Regions from separate parts of the Homo sapiens genome. Here region 2 is linked to region 1. A link is a loop called in an ENCODE intact Hi-C map of the cell type or tissue named here. Cell type or tissue: IMR-90. All regions are shown on one strand. Links, peaks and the distances in the headings refer to the core of each region. The heading gives the core; the rest is flanking DNA.

Region 1 (2,500 bases), core at 1-2,500:
AGGCAGGGGAAGGGGTACAAGGCCCTCTGCCTCCCCTCTCCTGCCCCAAGATGCTGCCTGCTGTCTGACACATCAGGCTGGGGTGGCAGTGGTGAAAGGGGTACAATGGGAGTCTTAAACCCCCAGGGGCAGAGGGAGCCAGTCTGAGGACAGTCCCGCAGATCCCATAGTCACCTAGTTCCCCAGCACACAACCCCTCCTCCAAGCCCATCTCTCAAATGCGAGCTGTCCCTGCAACCAGACACACAGGACCCCTCTCCCGGCTGCTGCTCACACCTCCCCATCCCCACTCCGACAGTGGAGCCACCTAAGCCTGCTCCCCACCTCTGGGTGGAGAGTCTCGGTGGCCTCCAACAATCTAGGTGCCATGCAGGAGGCCACAGCAGCCCTGACGAGAGAGCAGAGGGAGGAAAAGAGGTTCTAAGCCCACCACTCACCTCCACATTTCATGTGGCCCTCTCACCTCCTTATTTTCAAAGTATAAACCTCAAAGAAAGTGGAAAGGATACTACAGGGACTATCATCTACCCTTCACCCAGATTCACCAATCAACTGTTACCACTTGGCCACACTCATTTGCTTTTTTCTTTTTTTTTTTTTCTTTTTTTTTGCTTTTCTCTTTTCTTGCTATGTCGTCCAAGCTAGAGTACATGGCGCAATCATGGCTCACAGTAGCCTAGACTTTCTGAGCTTAAACGATCCGCCCACCTCAGCGTCCCGAGTAGCTGGGACTACAGGCCACTGCACCTAGCTAGTATTTTTACTTTTTGTAGAGACAGGGCCTCGCTATGTTGCCCAGTTTTGTCTGGAACTCCTAGCCTCAAGTGATCCTCCCACCTCAGCACCCTCAAGGTGCTGGGATTGCAGGTACAAGCCACCGTGCCCAGTCACTTTTCTCTATATATAAACCGTTCCTGCATTTGTATGTTTGCCCAGCCAACAGAAGGTAAGCAGCAGAAGGGTCACTGGGATGACCTTCGCTCCACAATACTTCACCCCTAAATACTCCAACAGATTTCCTAAGAACAAGAACATGCTCCAAAATGCCCATGATACCATAAGCACCCCCAATACATCCAAAATGTATTTTAAAATACCATCTACCACACGGTCCGCATTCAAATATCCTTGGGTGCCCCCCAAATGCCCTTTATGTCTGGGTCTAGGATCCAACTGTGGTTCACATATTGCTTCTGATTGTCGGGTCTCTTGTTCCTTTAGTCCAGAATATTCCCCGTATGCCTATTTATCAATGTTATCCATTTTTTTTCTTTCGTGATACTGGTATCTTTTTAAGAGTGCAAACCAATCACTTGGAGAATGCCCCACACTCTGGATCCATCTGATTGTTTCCTTGTGAGGAAGTTCAGGTTAAAGGCTGCTTTGGCAAGAGTCCTGCAGAGGGAGGCTGAGCCTTCCCACCGCACCACAGCTGTGTTAGGCTTGACCGCCGGGTCTGAGTCGTGTTTGCCAGATCTCTTGGAAAGGAAGGTCACTTTTCTCTTAGTCATCTGCAGGACAATCACGGTCACTGTGGCAAGGCAAAAAGTTGTTGAAATTTTTGCACAGTGCCTTTACTATCCATCATTCTTTGCTATTCAGTGTGAGGTCTGTGGGCAGCTGCATGACAGTCTTCCAAGAGCCTGGAGGAGAAAAAAAACTGCAGACCTGCTGAACCAGAGTGTTCCCTTTAACAAGTCCCCCTGGCGCACCGTATGCGCAGTGAAGTCTGAGAAGCACTGCAATAGCATCTTGGCTGGAACCCGCTGTTACCCAATCTCCTCCACGTGACCCGGCATTCCACAAACACGAGCCTCCCCTGGTCTTGCCTTTGCGAGGAGGGTGGTGAGGATATCGTGAGTCCTTCGTTTTGCGTTCGTGATTCATTTTGATGCTCAAACATCCCAAGTGCGACCAGTGGGAGGTTTCGGACACGTCCTCATTCATCTCCAGGCGCTTCCTTACTTTCTGGCACTAGCAGATTCTCCAGGCTCAGCCTGCACTGTCCCTGCCCCAGCCCTGGCATCAGCCATTTCTCCAAGGAACCCTGATTTCCTTCGGTGGAGAGGCATGCTCATTGCTCTTAGGCATTTCAGCGTTCCCTCATGCTCAGAGCCGCAGATTATTACCCCTGCTTTAGAGATAAGAAAGGAAAGGCTGCGGCACTGAAGGATTTGGCTCTGCAGCGAAGAAGCGACCGAGCTCAGATTCTGTGGCTTTGTGGTGGTGGTGAACAAGCATCATCACTCAGGTCTGTCTGCTTCAAGAAGTGAGAAAGGAGACAGACCCATGGCCTAGCAGCTGCCCTCTGAGCCCATTGCAGTGTTCCTTAGGAGGCCACACTGACTGTGGGCTGTGGCACCTGCCCCAGGCTGGTGACTGCACAAGGGGCAGCTTCCTGGTCTCATCCAGCCCAGGGAAACTCTCTTCCTCCTCAGAACCCAGTGAAGTCACACGTACAGAGGCGTCTTCAGAGCAGCAGTGCTTAACCCAGAAGCTA
Region 2 (16,320 bases), core at 6,534-9,033, 66 kb after region 1:
CAATGATCACAGCCGCTAATTCCATTCACTCATGCACACACTCGTTAATGTAGTATACACAGAGCATAGCCTGTGCTACAGACACTGCCAGAACAAAACAGACATGGTCCCAGCTCTCGCGGAACTTCCTGTCTGCTAACAACCCCTCGTGTTACAGATGAAGACTCGAAAACCAGAAAGGAAAGGACTTGCCCAGGATCACACAGTCAGTTAGAGGCAGAGTTGCTGTCAGAATGCAGTCTCCTTACTCCCAGCCCAGTACCCCCCTTATCTTTTTATTTCTTATTAATATTTTATTTATAACTAATACATAATAGCCATACATGTTTATGGGGTACAGTGTGATGTTTCAATGCATATATACATTGTATCATGATCAAGTCAGGGTAATTACCATATCCATCACTTTAAACATTCATCTCCTGTCTTTTCTAAATAAGTAACACATGAACGTTATTGAAAAATTAGAAAATACAGGTGAACAATAAAGGAAGGGGTAAAAAATCACCCATAGCCCCATCTTGCAGAGGTCCAGGATGAACATTTTAGCATTTATCCTTCTAGACATTTTTCTATGCATACGTGTATTTTTTTCTCCTAACAATATTTTTAAGGTCTTACAACATTTGTTTTATCTTACAAAAATACAATAATATTATACACATACGATTTCTCCTTAAGATATACTGGGCAACTTTTACATATTTTAATGAAACATTTCATTTCATTCTCATTTATATAAAATCTATCCCCGTAACACATTTTTCTTGATTAAATGATTCACACAGAAAGTTTATGAATTTCAACTACATTAATAAAGATGAATGACACCATTTTCATAAAGAAAAAATAAATGGCATATGAAATAAGGTAATATACTGAGTATTACAAGTAGACCCACAGCTAGATGTTTTCTATAGCAAAAACTACATGGTTTAGGAAATTGGTCGCCAGAGTTTAGAATATATCCCCACTTTGACTTGAGTCCCTGTACCTATATTATTAATAAGCACTTATCTATCTTTTTTTAAAGCATATTGTGAAAAATGTTCCCAGGTCAACAAATACTGCTGTATCATTCTTAGTCGCTATACAATACCCTACTGTGTGGTTGTATTACACATCAATACCCTATTGTTGGAAATCAAGGCTGATTTCCAATTTTTCACATTTACAAATCAACCCTTCAGTTACTATTCTCATATCTCATAATACTAATCTTCAGCTAGCTTTGTCACCTGCATGATCTTTACCTCTTTATGTCTCAGAGTCCCCATCTGCAGAACAGGATTAAGTGGCCCAGACTGCACACCATGTTTGTCATTATTAAAGGAGAAAGGCCTGGTGAGGCTGCTGGTTCCAGCTGCTGTGTGATGGTGATAATGATGAGTTACCACTTGATGTCCTAGGAGTCCTAACCTGTATAAAAGAGAAAAAAATGAGGGCCCCTGGTCCACCTCAAACATTCCCCAAAGGATTAGCTTGAGTCTAGCACTAAGGGGATGTCACACACACAGCCATCTCCGTTGTAAGTGGACTTGAGGGTCACCAGCTTTCCACAGCCACCATCCTTCTGCTCCTCCAAAGGTCCTCTCACCTCTGCAGAGCACATGTAGACTGGTGAATTTCCAGGAGTGAGCAGTCAAGGGTAGTGGAGACAGAGGGTCAGTTGGATCCCTCAGCTCTGGAATGAACAGGAGTGACCAGAGCCAGGATCTTACAAGAGCTAGTTCTCCTGCTTCTAAGCCTTGCTATCCAGGAATTCTACATGTCAGACACAGCACAGCCTGCTGGCTGCTCTCAAAGAACCCAAATCAAGATCAATTCACAGGCTGGAAACGGTGGCCCATGCCTGTAATCCCAGCACCGGGAGGCTGAGGTGGGAGGATTGCTTGAGCCCAGGAGTTTGAGATCAGCCTGGGGAACATAGTGAGACCCTGTCTCTACAAAAATAAAATTAGCTAGGTGTAGTGGCACCGCCTGTAGCCCTACGCAGGAGGCTGGGGTGGGATTACTTGAGCCCAGGAGGTTGAGGCTACAGTGAGCCATGATCATTCCAGCCTGGGTCACAGAGTAAGACTCCATCTCAAAAAGAAAAAAAAATTCACAGAGGAGGTGAACATCAGAGCACATCCCTAATTTAAAGAAAAAGGCCCTTTTCCCACTTTTATTGCTTTCACTTCCTGTTCCTCTTTAGTGTGGAAACCAGGAGGGTCAGGAGAGAAAGTTCAGAGAGAGACAGGGACCCGCAGGGAAAGCACAGACAGGCCCATCACAGCCTTCTCACATCTCACAGTGGGCGGAGGAGAGACGAGGCCGACCCACAAGTGTTGCCTCTAATTCTTACTGAGAGCTCAATGTTGTCATTTCCATTTTAGAGAGCAGAAAGTTGTTCTAAGAGATCAACCACTAATATTAAAGCTAGTATTTAAGGAACGCTGTGTACCAGGAAGCTGTTAGACACACACAGGTCATTCTCGCTATGAGAACAGAGACTAGTGTTATTCCTGTTTTGCAGATGATTTAACTGAGACACAGGGAGACTCTGGAGTCAGGTCTGTGGCCTCTTAACCACTGAATCATACTCTCTTCCAAACCAGGCTTTGAAAGCAAAGGGCTACTGATTTCCTGGGCCTGCCCACCCGGTGCTCTCTCCTGGGCCGTCTGCCCCAGGGCCTTCCTGGCTCCTGATGCAGAGGAAACTTTCAAGGCTGGGGCTTCAGGGACCAACGCCTTCTTCTTCAAGGACTTTGAAGAAAAACTGGAAAGTGTGACAACCCTAAAAATTCATTCATTCATCCATTTGTTTATTTATTCACTTATTCAGCACAGATGCATTGAGCATTTACTCTGGCTGAGCCAAGCCCTGGAGCAGTGCTGGCAGCATGCAGATGAGGCAGGCACTGCCCTCTGATGAACAGTCCTTCAAGCCGCAAATCTCTGTCCCTCGGAATACTGAAGACATTGTTCCATTGCCTCCTATTGGCCATTGTTGCCATCTGATGTTACTTAAGTATGAAATAAAAAAAAAATTCTTTCAAATTCTGTGTATTACTTTTTTAAAACAACTACTAAATTGTTGTTTGGACCTAACTACTTAAATGGAACTATTAGGTGCTTCTTTTGGCCTAGGAAAAGCCATGAAAACATTTCTGAAACACTAAAGGCACCAAGAACCAAGAAAGCTTGGGAAACTCTGCTCTAAGATAAATTCCTACCATTGTATTTGCTGCAGCCGCGGCAGGTTTGTCTTTTTGTATATATACATGAATCCAACTGTCTTCTAGAAGAATTAAATTTAAATTTATAATCTAACAATCAGACAGAGAGAAAGGTTAAAAGTGACATTGATGTAGAGCCTCCAAATAGCTGATTTCTTTCCTCCAACAGACTTTCTTGTCACAAAGAAGCCAAAGACTTTCTTGGAATTATCATTTATTTCCATATATGCAAATTATGCATTTTTATTTTTCAAGTCTATGGACTTTTAGGGGGTTTTTTGAAAAGCACTGGGAGGGTTTTTTATAAGTATGCATCAACATGCCAACAATTGTTTCTCTCTGGATAAGGGATTTCCAGCAATTATTCCTTTTTTCTGTAGAACTTCCTGTATTACCTGAATTTACAATGTTCATAGTCAACCTTTTTATTCAGAAGAAATAAAAACCCATCTTGAGAGGAAGAAAAACTGAATATATTGGATTAAATTTGTACCCAACTTCCATTAATGAGAGCTTAGGACACTGTACTAAAATATCCACCTCCTGTCATCCTCCTTTTGAGAAATGAAACCCCTGGTCATAAAAATAGCCTTTGCTTGCAGTTAGAAGGGAGAGGATTAGAAGGAAAAAAAAAAGGAAAAGCAGAAGGAAAACTGCCTGTTAGCAAATCTAAATTCAGATGAATGTCTGAGGGGCTGAGAGATGGTGCTGGGCCAGAACCAGCTCCCTCAAGTTCCCAAGACCTCTGTGGGGCCAAGAGGGGCTGGGGACTTCATGCAAGGTGCTGATTTCAGAGGCAGCTGTGATTAATTTTAGAAGGCCCTGACATTCTAACTGAGTCATCCTGAGGTGGCCCGATTGGAACTAATTGGGTGAGCCCATTTCAAGCTGGCTGTCTTCTCAAGTGTCCCAACCCTCTGGGGTTCTTCCAGCTCCTGGAATTGGAAGGTCTTGATCCTGTCAGCAAGTGCCATCTCACCAACAAGGAGGGCCAGGGTCTGCCCACCCAGAGTGACAGGACCACCTCAAAACATGCAAAGAGGGTCCTGGCAGCTCTGTGTCCATGGGCAACTCAAAGACAGCCAGGATGATCACTCCTGGGAAGCTGACTCCAGTCTTTCCCATTACACCAGCAACTATAAAGCACTTACTGTATACAAACACCATGCAGCAACCATTCCCAAAACTAATTATTCATATTCCCTACAGAGCTTATTAAAAATATAAATGCCTGGGACCAGCCCTGGGCAGGGGCCCCTGGGGGTTTGTCAGGTAGGCCAGGTCTGGGAGCCACCATTGTGCCGCACCCAGAGCTGAGTGGCATGCAGACCCTGCCCTCAAGGTGCTGGCAGTCTGCTGAGAGCCGGGGCTGTGGTCACAGGAAAGGGACTGTGCTGGCTGATGGTCCCGGCCACGTGTTCCACTCCTAGGCCCCATGAACACATGGCTGCCAACAGGGTGGTCTCCAGAGGAAACTGGGGTCGTTGTTATGGCAAAGAGGATGCTGCGCAGGCACAAGTAGTGACTGTCGTCCTCAGCCTGATCTCCCAGGAGTTTAACATCCCGAACAGCTCCCACGGCACAGAATCAGGGAAGTACCAGGCACCAATACCGTCGCCGGTGCACCCAGCCCCACTCGCACTCCTCTACCAGGCATCCCTCTTGCGAGGGTTTGCGCCTCCCCTCCACCAGGTAGTCTGACCCGCCTCCTGAGCTCAGCAATTGGTTCAGAGGAGAGCACCTGACTCAGGTAGGGCCAATTAGAGCCCTTCCCAGGGATTTTTCAACTCGGGAGCCAGGAGGAAGCCCATTAGGCGTCCAATACAAGAGGAGGCAAACCAGCTTCTACAGCCATCTCCTTGGCTGTATGGAAAAGCCCAGTGTGCCATGGAAGAGAAGGCAACATCCAGGCCACAGGGGAGATGGTGTGCTGGTAGCAGTGAGTTCCTGGTTCCATCACCCTGGCTACTACCCAGGTTTGGCTTGGGTTTCTGTCACTTGCAACCAAAGATTTGTAACTAATACTTACGTGTACATCAGGTTGTCCAAAAAGAGGATGGGTAGACTGGAGAGGAAATGCTGGGGCCAGAGCCCTTCCTCACAGCCCAACAAACCTGCTTCTCAAAGGGTGCTGACCAGTTCATCAGCCTAATTCAGGTTTAGTCATTCAAAAAATTCAACCAGGGAGGTTTGGTTAAGTCAAGGTATGCTTCCTGGAGGAGGGGAATTTAAGGCTGGATTTTGAAGGGAGAGACCACAAGGCACTCCCAAGCAGTACTGCAGATGGAGGAGCTCTATTCCAGGAAAGGCTGTAAATACTTCCTGACTCGCAGAAAGATCTTCAGAGACACACATACTGTCCTCTCGCTATTCTTAGCAGCATGTCATGCAGGGAGGGCCCAGGATCCCTGTGGCTGCACGTCCTGGGGGAAAGATGAGCTGGCCCCTCAGCCTGCTTAGTTCCTGAGCTTAGCAAGTGAGCCCGGCTCACACTGCAGCCGGGGATTAAAGCCGAGGGGCTCCAGGAAGCCTCTTCTGAGAGTGCCGGAGTTGGAAGTGCGTCCAGCCAACAGGCCTCTTTAATTCCAAGGGTCTGGGCTGAGGCATCCTGACAGCTCGGGGGACCCCGGCCCCCAAGGGCTGCATAGCAGTAGAAAGTTTACCCTCATCTTGATAACTTTGCCTAGACTTCTGGACTCACCTCTGTCCCAGCATGGGACATGCAGATTGACAGGGCCATCCACAGGGTCAGAGTTTCCTGGAGTTTCAAGTTTTCTCCTAAAGATATTCACATGTATTGTTTAACAGCTTAAGACATCATTCTCATACCATACAATTCATCCATTTAAAGTGTACAATTCAATGGCTTTTAGTGTATTCACACAATTGTGCAACCACCACCACAATCAATTTTATAACATTTTCATTACTCCAAAAAGAAACCACCTCCAATTGCTCCATCCCCAATACCCCTCCCAATCGCTCCATCCCCTGTAGCTCCAGATCTGTTTTGTATCTCTATAGATGGCACTATTCTGGATATTTCATATAAATTGAACCACATAGGATAGGTAGATTTTTTTTTTCTTTCTTTTTTTTTTTTAGATGGAATTTTGCTCTTGTTGCCCAGGCTGGAGTGCAATGGCGTGATCTCAGCTCACTGCAACCTCCGCCTCCCGGATTTAAGCAATTTTCCTGCCTCAGCCTCCCGAGTAGCTGGGATTACAGGCATGCACCACCACGCCCGGCTAATTTTGTATTTTTAGTAGAGACAGGGTTTCTCCATGTTGTTCAGGCTGGTCTCAAACTCCCAACCTCTGGTGATCCGCCTGCCTCAGCTTCTCAAAGTGCTGGGATTACAGGCGTGAGCCACCACACCCGTCCTGATAGCTAGACTTTAAAAAGCAGATAATAACAAGTGTTGATGAGGATTTGGAGAAATTGAAGCCCTCTTACACTGTCGGTGGAAACATAAAATGGTGCAGCCGCTTTAGAAGAGTCTGGCAGTTTCTCGAGAAATTAGTTATTTTACCCAGCAATTTCACGCTTAGGCATGCCCCCAAGAGAAATGAAAGCATGCCCAGACAAAAACCTTTACATGAATGTTCATAGTACCATTATTTATATTAGTCAAGAGTTGATAACAACCCAATATCCATCAACTGATGAATGGATAAACAAAATGTGGTATATTCATACAAGGAATATTATTTAGCCATAAAAATGCACTGATTCATACAACAACATGGATGAACCTTGAAAACATTATGTATTTATGATTTTTGTTATAATTTCTTTCTTCCTTCTCCTTGCTTTTTGTTTGGTTTGCTCTTCTTTTTCCAGTGTCTTATGATGGAAGATTAGGTTGTTGATTTGAGATCTTTCATGTTTTTTAACATAGGTGCTTACAGCTATAAATTTCTTCCTAAGCACTGCTTTATCTGTTTCCCATAAGTTTTGGTATACTGTATCTTTATTTCATTTATCTCAAGGTATTTCTAATTTATCTTGTAATTACTTCTTTGAGCCATTGATTAAATAATCAATGTCTCTATAGATTGCACTTATTTCTTATTGCTTATTTGAGCATATATGGTTAATTTCTACATATTTCTGCATTTCTCAAATTCATTTGTTATTGATTTTAATTTTATTTTGTTTGGGGGAGAAAATATACTTTGTATTATTTAAAAGTATTTCTACATAGATTTCTAATTATTGCTTTATGCAATTGTCTTTCAGATGAGATGGGGAAAAAAGAATTACTAGCAATATACACTTATACTGTCTTTTATATTTACCTATGTAGTTACTTTTACCAATGCTCCTTATTTCTTCATATAGATTCAAGTTACTGTCTAGTGTTTCTTTTATTTTAGCCTGAGAGACTCCCATTAATATCTTTTGCAGGGCAGCTCTCCCAGTGATGAATTCCCTGTGTTTATCTGGGAATGTCTTCATCTCCTCTCATTTTTAAGGAATAGTTTTGCTGAATATATAGTTCTTGTTTAACAGGTTTTTTTTTTCGTTTTACCATTTTGCATATATCATCCCATTGCTTCCTGGTTTCCATGGTTTCTTATGAGAAATCAGCTTTTAATGTTATGAGAATCCCTTGCACATGATGAGTCATTTCTCTCTCACCATTTTCAAGATTTTTCCCTTTGTTTTTTAACAACTTGATCATGATTTGTTTAGCTGTGGTTCACTCTGAATTTTTTCTAAAGTTGGTTGCGCATTTGGGATGTATAGACAATTATTCATCAAATGTTGGAATTTTTCACCCAATATTTCTTCATATATTTTTCCTGCCCTTTTCCCTCTATCCCACTGCGCATACATTGGTGTGTTTATTGGTGCCCATAGGTCTCGGTCTCTGGGGCTCTGTTTCTTTTTCTTTTTCTTTTCTTTTTTTTTTTTTTTTTTTTTTTTGAGATGGAGTTTCGCTCTTGTTGCCCAGGCTGGAGTGCAATGGCCTGATTTTGGCTCACCACAACCTCTGCCTCCTGGGTTCAAGCAATTCTCCTGCCTCAGTCTCCCAAATAGCTGGGATTACAGGCGTGCGCCACCACACCTGGCTAATTTTTGTATTTTTAGTAGAGACAGGGTTTCTCCATGTTGGTCAGGCCGGTCTCGAACTCCCGACCTCAGGTGATACGCCCACCTCAACCTCCCAAAGTGCTGGGATTATAGGAGTGAGCCACCGCACCTGGCAGGGGCTCTGTTTATTTTTCTTCATTCTTTTTTCTTTCTATGTTTCAGACTAGATAATCTCAACTGACATATATTCAAGTGCATTGATTTTTTTTCTGTCTGCTCAAATCTGCTGTTGAGGCCTTCTGATGGAATTTTCTTCTTAGTTATTGTACTTTTTGACTCCATAACTTCTATTTGGTTTTATATCTATAGAACCAAGTATATATAATATATATGTAAATAATATATATATGTATAAAAAATATAATTATATATAATATATAACCAAATATGTATAAAATGCATATTTTTGTATATATAATCCTTTGAACATATTTAAAGTAGCTGATTTAAAGTCTTTGTCTAGTAAGTCCAACATCTGGGCTTTCTCAGGAACAGTTTCTATTGATTGTTTTTTTCCCATGAATGGCCCATACTTTCTTATTTCTTTCCATGCTCTTATTTTTTGTTGAAAACTAGACATTTTAAATAATATATTATGGCAGCTCTGAAAATCAAATTATCTCTCCAAGGTTTATGGTTTTTGTTGTTTTTTGTAGTTGTTTTCATTTTGTTTGTTTAGTGTTTTGGGGGTTTTTGTTCGTTTGTTTCTTTTTTGAAATGATGTCTCACTCCTGCCCAGGCTGGAGTGCAGTGGCATGACCTCAGCTCACTGAAAACTCCAGGTTCAAGCAATTCTTGTGCCTCAGCCTCCCGAGTAGCCAGGATTACAGGTATGTGCCACCACACCTGGCTAATTTTTGTATTTTTAGTAGAGACAGGGTTTCACCATGTTAGCAAGGCTGATCTTGTACTCCTAACAACAGGTGATCTGCCCACCTCAACCTCCCAAAGTGCTGGGATTATAGATATGAGCCACTGCACCCAGCCTATTTAGTGTATTTTTTTTAACTAATTCTGCATAGTCTGTATTCTTTGTTGTATGTAGCAATGAAGTCTCTGCTCATTTAGCCTAGTGATCAGTTAATGATTGAACAGAGACTTCCTAAAAACATCTGAAACAAATAAGTCTCCCAGTCTTTGCTGGGGGGCTCTTTGTGTACATTAGGCGTGCCTGCAACCCTCAGCCAGGCAGTTTACAACTCTGCCTTAGCCTTCACTTCCTGATTGCACAGAGTCTCAGGGGAGCCAGAGATGAGAGCTTAGGACCTTCTCAGGTTTTTTTCAGGTCAATCCTGGGCATGCTCACAGCCTTACACAAGAACATGACCTTCTTGATTCCCAGGAATATTTCAGAGCTTTTCAATGCCCCCTGTAGATATCCTATTCCCCAACTTTTCATTTTAAGCTTTTTGGTTGGTCTGTTATTTGCCCCAGCTGTTTTCTACTCCCTCAGGCATCCATGAAGTTAATCAATTTGGCTGTAATTGTTTCTGATAAATGGCCCTGGAAAAGAGCTTTTCACACTGTGTAAGTTCAGAGTCAGGTCAAATACAGACAACCTTACAAAGGGGGATCTTCCAGAGAATCACCAGACAGGTCAAATAATGACAGCTCTCTGGTAATGGGCCTTTAACGAGCTCCAGGCCAATTCTGTTCCCTTAGGTGGCTGCCACCATGCTAATTTTCACTGTTAGTGTACGCTTTAATTTTTCAAGGTTACCATGGGGATGGGACTAGGATAAATTAAAATGTCACAAAGCTTTTTTTCTTACCAGGATTCTGCCACTTTTCTTAAATATTAACACTACTTGGATTGTTGCAATTTAATTTCCAAAGTTCAAAAAAAAATTGGCTCTGATAATTTTTGTCAATTTTCTCATTGCTTTTATGGAGAGACTTTTCAGAGGTCCTAACTCTGCCACTTCCTTTTTTTTTTAAATAGACAGAGTCTCAGTCTTGTCAGGCTGGGGTGTAGTGGTGCAATTATGGCTCACTGAAGCCTTGACCTCCCAAATGCAAGCAATCCTCCCGCCTCAGCCCCCTGAGTACCTGAAACTACAGGTACATACCACTATCCCTGGCAACTTTTTTTTTTTTTTTTTTTTTTACCAGAGATGGGGTAACCCCTACCAGAGACAGGGTCTCACTATGTTGCCCAGGCTGGTCTCTAACTCTTGTGGGATGAAGTGATTCTTCTGGCTCGGCCTCTCAAAATGCTGAGATTACAGGCATGAACCACTGTGCCCAGCCCTAACTCTGCCACTTTCACCAACATCCACTTTGTATTTTGCATTCTACTCCACAGTATATCCGAGCACATTCACATAACCTAATTCGGTTTACATTATTTAGCATGCAATGAAATCAACTCTCTAGAAAGATACGCTAAGTCTATTCTGGGGCTTCACACTCCCAGCATACTCCCAAGTAGTTCAGCTCATTATAACTTTCTAATTATGTGTTGTCTTCTCCACATCCTGTACCTCCCGGGTGCAGGAATAAGTAAGTATCCTTCATTTCTGTCAACTGTGGCTGGCACAGAACTGAGGAAATCAGGTGGGTGTAAATGTGGAACCAAAATGAGTGGCCCAACTTCTTATTTATCTAAATGTCCCAACATGGAGCAGGACATGCCAATAACACCTGGGGAAAATGCCCAGATAACTTCACTAGACTGAGTTCAATACTCATTTCTCAGCTCTGATGTAAACCTCAGTCATTCCCAAACCGCGTATTTTCTGCCATAGGCTGTAAGAGATTTCCTGATGGGAATCGCCATCTTGAAAATATGGGTTAGAAGCCTCAGATGCTAAGAGAGACATTGCTTTCCAAATGAATAGAAAGTAGACTAGAGAGTGGCTGTTTCCATGGACGTTTCCTTCACAGATTTTTACAGTTTTTTTCTCTGAACTCAAATAGCAGTTGCTAAAAAGAGTAATCTGAACAGTGACTGTCAATGGCATGCCACAGTCCCACCAGGGCACATATAAATACATATAAATGTCTGTATAAGATTAAAGTCGACTGGGCACGGTGGCTCACACCTGTAATCCCAGCACTTTGGGAGGCCGAGGCAGGTGGATCACCTGAGGTCAGCAGTTTCCTGACCAACATGGTGAAACCCCATCTTGTCTCTATTGAAAATACAAAATTAGCTTGGCATGGTGACACATGCTTGTAATCCCAGCTAAGTGGGAGGCTGAAGCAGGAGGATCACTTGAACCTAGGAGGCGAAGGTTGCAGTGAGCTGAGATCATGCCATTGCACTCCAGCCTGGGCAACGAGCAAAACCACATCTCAAAAAAAAACACATCCCAACATTTTGGGAGGCTGAGGCGGGTGGATCACCTGAGGTCAGGAGTTTGAGACTAGCTTGGCCAACATGGTGAAACCCTGTCTCTACTAAAAATACAAAAGTTAGTCAGACGTGGTGGCAGGCGCCTGTAATCCCAGCTACATGGGAGGCTGAGGCTGCAGAATCTCTTGAACCCAGGAGGCGGAGATTGCAGTGAGCCGAGATCACACCATTGCACTCCAGCCTGGGCGACAAGGGCAAAACGCCATCTCAAAAAAAAAAAAAGATTATAAAGTCAGCAAGAGGTGATCTTTTATGTTCAGCCTTGATGCTGTTGTTGAACACACACACACACAGAGAGAGAGAGAGAGAGAGAGAGTTCTTTTGCCAGTTAGTTCAAATGCATGGGTGATGATTATTTGTGATTAAGATACCGCAGTTTCTTGGCCACTGTAATGGACATTTGATATTTAGAGACCACCCAGTCAAGGGAGCGCCCTTCCTGTCTATCTGGTGGGAGTCTTGCTTTACTTGGTGAGAGCCAGGCTTTGCCTACTACTATGTGGCTGGAGGAAACCAGGCACTCTTCCTCCTCATGCCCTGGTAGCCAGAGGAGGTCGCATGACTCAAGCTTGGCTGGCCTGGTGTTTCTGCCACAATCACAGAGCTGGTGAGATCATCTATCCCAGCAGAGGCTCTGAGGATCCAGGGGGGTGCAGGGGGTGTTAATTGGAAATGGAGCCAGCCGACCAGCCCCCTCCAGATGGCCTCTAGGACAGGGCCTGTGTAGTCCTCAGGCCCATGGGCCACCCTGGGTTCCTGCACACTTTACTGACTGGCTCCCCCGCCCATCCCTGCACCCTACTCCCCGCCCCAGTACTCTCCAAACCAACCCAGCTCTCTTCAGGCAGCCAGGGTCAGGTATGGCTGCATTCCTTCCTCAGGCCCCTGGCCATTTCCTATTTTTCTTATGAACAGTCTAAGGACCAAGAGCCCGCTGGCATAGGATGTGTGATCCTGAGTTTAAGCAAGAGTGGAGTTTCAAGTTTTTGGAGATGGTGGGCTCACCGTAAGTTTCTGTAACACCCACCAAGTGCACACGTGGGGCCTCTGGATTCCAGAAGCTTTTTCATAGTTCCCCAGTGCTGTGTGGCCAGCCCCTGTTTGTACTGATTCCTTACATCCTCCTCCACAGCTCAGATCTCAGAGCCTTGCCTTGAAGCATCCTGGAAACCCTAACCCACTTGATGATCACTGTCCTGCTAAGTGAGTGACCCTGGGGTCTCAGTGGGAACCCCGGCATAGGGCAGGCCTGGGTGCAGCTCTGCAGGCTGATCGTGAGGTTCTCCAGAGGCCAAAGAAGCTGATGGCAGGTGGGCAGTGAGGCCAAGGAGCTGAGTCCTGGGGGCTTCACTAGGAACCTGGAGGAGCTTCCAGTGGTTTCTCCTGTGGGTGGAGGTGGGACGAGAGACGTTCCTAAAGAGAGAGGTCTAGAGAACACAGCTGTCAGCAAGGTCCCAGGTAAAGGGCACATGCCTCTGCATGTTTAATTTTCATATTCCCAAATAACAGCTTTTCTCTCTTTTTTTTTTTTTTTTTTTTGAGATGAAGTCTCATTCTGTTGCCAGGCTGGAGTGCAGTGGCGTAATCTCAGCTCACTGAAACCTCCACCTCCAGGGTTCGAGCAACTCCCCTGCCTCAGCCTCCTGAGTAGCTGGGACTACAAGCACACGCCACCATGACTAGCTGATTTTTTTGTATTTTAGTAGAGACGGGATTTCCAGATGTCGGCCAGGGTGGTCTCAATCTCCTGACCTTGTGATCTGCCCAACCCGGCCTCCCAAAATGCTGGGATTACAGGCATGAGCCATCGCACCCAGCCTCACTCCAGTTCTTTTAATAGGAAGTAAAGCAACAGTTCTCCCACCCCATGCCAAGAAATTCTGTAACCCCTTGTCCAGTCACTACTGTGATTGATTCCAAATGAGAAACACTGCCAGGAAGACCAAGCACTGCACCGAATACCTCCAACACTCACGGGTTAGGGTTTAGAGGCCTTGAGAAGACAGGGATTGAACATTCTGCATGAAAAACTGTAGAAATCTTATCTGAAACCCCAACATAGAAAAAAAAATGGAAAGAGCAACAAGACACTCAAATATATTTGATGAGTTCCATATGAAGTTATTCTACCAGTTCAATTTGTAATGTGCTGCTAAGGGGGTGGGACCCTGGAGGCCCTCAGTGGGAGATCAACCATGTGAACGTCTGACCATAGAAACTGTGCAATAAAAAAGCTGTCTTGGTTTAAGCTGCAGAGTCTTGGGTTAATTTGTTATGCCACAATAGATAACTAACAGGATATCCTCAGCTGTGATCTTCATGCAAAAGTTATTTTCTTTCTAATTTCTTCCATTGCCAAATTAATATATGTGCTTTAAAAACATTTTAAAAGGAAAGAAAAACTAAAATCACCAATTTTGTCACCATTCAAATGTCATTGTGTTAATAATTTGATCTGTTTCTTGTTTACTTTTTCCTCTATTGAGGGTTTGTTGTTGTTGTTGTTGTTGTTGTTGTTGTTTGTTTTTGCCATAGTTGTAGTCAGTCATTCTGTATACATAACATTTTTCTGTTTTGTTTTTACTTAACGTTTTTGGGTTTTAATATTTCTTAATTTTATTCTGAATGTGCACATGAAGTCCTCTGGATCTGAGACAGACTCCTCCCCATTGACCTTACAGTAAATCATAAGCCTAGGGCCCCTCCTTGCTCCAGTCCATGCTTGTGGGAGAGGCAGTGAGAGCCAAATGGAAACTCTCCACGAGCAACTGGACACTCCTTAGGGGAGGACTGAGAGCAACGGGCTGTGGCCAGTTACACCCAGGAGAGACACTGGGGGCCCTCTCTCCTGAAAGAAGGGAAGACATGCTTGCTTTTTGGAGAGTGCATGGCTAGAATCCTGAATTCTCACTCTGCTCTTTGGAATGTAAAGACATTTCTCTAGGGACCAAATAACCTAGAGCTAGTTTTCCCCTTGATATGCAAACACATAACTCCAGAGTGAGGTAAACCTCTCTAGAGTTCTTCACTATCTTTATAATTGTAAATTAACTTTTAAGGCTTGATCATAACCCAGTGTTCTGGACTGTACATCTGTGTCCTCCCCAGATCCATATGTTGAAGCCCTAAACCCCAGTGTGATGGTACTAGGAGACAAGGACTGTGGGAAGTGATTGGGATTAGATAAGGTCGTGAGGGTGGGATTAATCCTCATGATGGGATTAATGGCCTTATAAGAAGAGACACCAAAGAACCTGCTTGCTCCTTCTCTTCACCATGCAAAAACACAGTGAGAAGGCAGCTGTCTGCAAGCCAGCAGGAGAGCCCTCACCTGAAGCTGCCAGCATCTTGATTTTGGACTTCCCAGCCTCCAGAACTGCGAGAAATGGAATCCTGTTGTTTAATCCACCCAGTCTATGGTACTGTGTTATGGCAGCCTGAATGAAAATGCCCAGGATTCCAAGTTTAAGCGGATTTTGTTCAGAGATTTGGCAGAAACACAAAAATATTGTGTATACCCCACAGCATTATAAAATAATGCTTTTTTTCTTACAGACCCCTAGTGCTGTTAGGAACTTGGTCTTCAAGATTTTAAATGCCTTTTTGGAATTGATCACAGAAAAATGAACATAATCAATGAAAGTACTTTTCAGATTTCAAATACATTTCTGGCTTGATAATCTTTATATGCAGGCTACAATGAAATACTGCTTTAAAACAAAAAATTTCCAACCAGCATATGGCTCTGCCTTCCACCTGGCTCTCAAAACATCATCTCTGGTTTTCCCACTGAATAGTCAATATTAAAGAATAAATAAACTGGCCAGGCACAGTGGCCCATGCCTATAATCCCAGGACGTTGGGAGGCTGAGGCAGGAGGATCACTTGAGCCCAGGAGTTCGAAACCAGCCTGTAGAGATGGTAAAACCCCATCTCTACAAAAAATACAAAAATTAGCAGGGCATGGCGGCATGTGCCTGTGGTCCCAGCTGTTCAGGAGGCTGAGGTGGGAGGGTCACGTGAGCCCAGGGAGGTCGAGACTGCAGTAAGCCCTGATCACACAACTGCACTCCAGCCTGAATGACAGAGTGAGACCCTATCTCAAATAAATAGATAAATAAATATCGACCAAAAAAACCCAGGATCTCTGCTTAGCCATGCATTAGAAGCACCTGGGGAGATGGTTTAGTCAAGCAGCCCACGGGTGCTCCCTGGAGGGCAGAGGATACTTGCAAATTCCAAAATCAAAAGTACCACCAGAAGCCAGGACAGCTTTGTCCTCCTCAGCCCTTCCACCTATTCACAGCCATAGAAACACGCCAGGAGAGAGGCTCACAGATGGATGGCCACGGCCTGCGGGCCCCAGCCTCTAGCACTGTCCCTAGAGAGAGAGTGCCCGGGGCTGGAGGGCAGTGAGATTAGCCAGGGGCACAACAGCTGGAATCCGTTTGCCCCATTCTGAGTCACAGCAGTGACCTGCAACGCCAAAGACGGCCTTTCTCAGAGTGAGAGGAGCAAGGAGACCCCCAGTGGAGGGCCAGGGGGCTGCATTAACAGGGACCTGGGCCTCTTAACCTTGCCCAGCGTGACTCCAAAACTCTGCAGCAGAGCAAGGGCACGTGCCCCAGTGGCCCAGTTCCT

The links. Peaks named below come from ENCODE experiments on the same cell type or tissue, not always from the same donor. Only the 100,000 strongest peaks of a DNase experiment are listed, where the experiment ranks them.
Region 2: it touches region 1 in a loop (2.2-fold over the local background); 10 of 110 quality-filtered maps call a loop at or near these places.

The regions. Positions count from the first base shown.
Region 1 is chr2:127,082,492-127,084,991 of GRCh38, forward strand. All of the region lies in intron 1 of BIN1 (bridging integrator 1), which reads right to left. Among named protein-coding and RNA genes, the nearest start is that of BIN1, 23 kb to the right of the region's middle. RefSeq lists an enhancer at 1-63. In IMR-90, for the core only: a CTCF peak has its summit at 1,379 (motif pointing right); a DNase peak (open chromatin) is centred at 1,650; H3K27ac peaks cover 2,279 bases.
Region 2 is chr2:127,141,663-127,157,982 of GRCh38, forward strand. No RefSeq gene overlaps it. Among named protein-coding and RNA genes, the nearest start is that of BIN1, 43 kb to the left of the region's middle. RefSeq lists enhancers at 15,626-16,126, 16,127-16,320. In IMR-90, for the core only: no CTCF peak of the experiment used is centred there; a DNase peak (open chromatin) is centred at 7,889.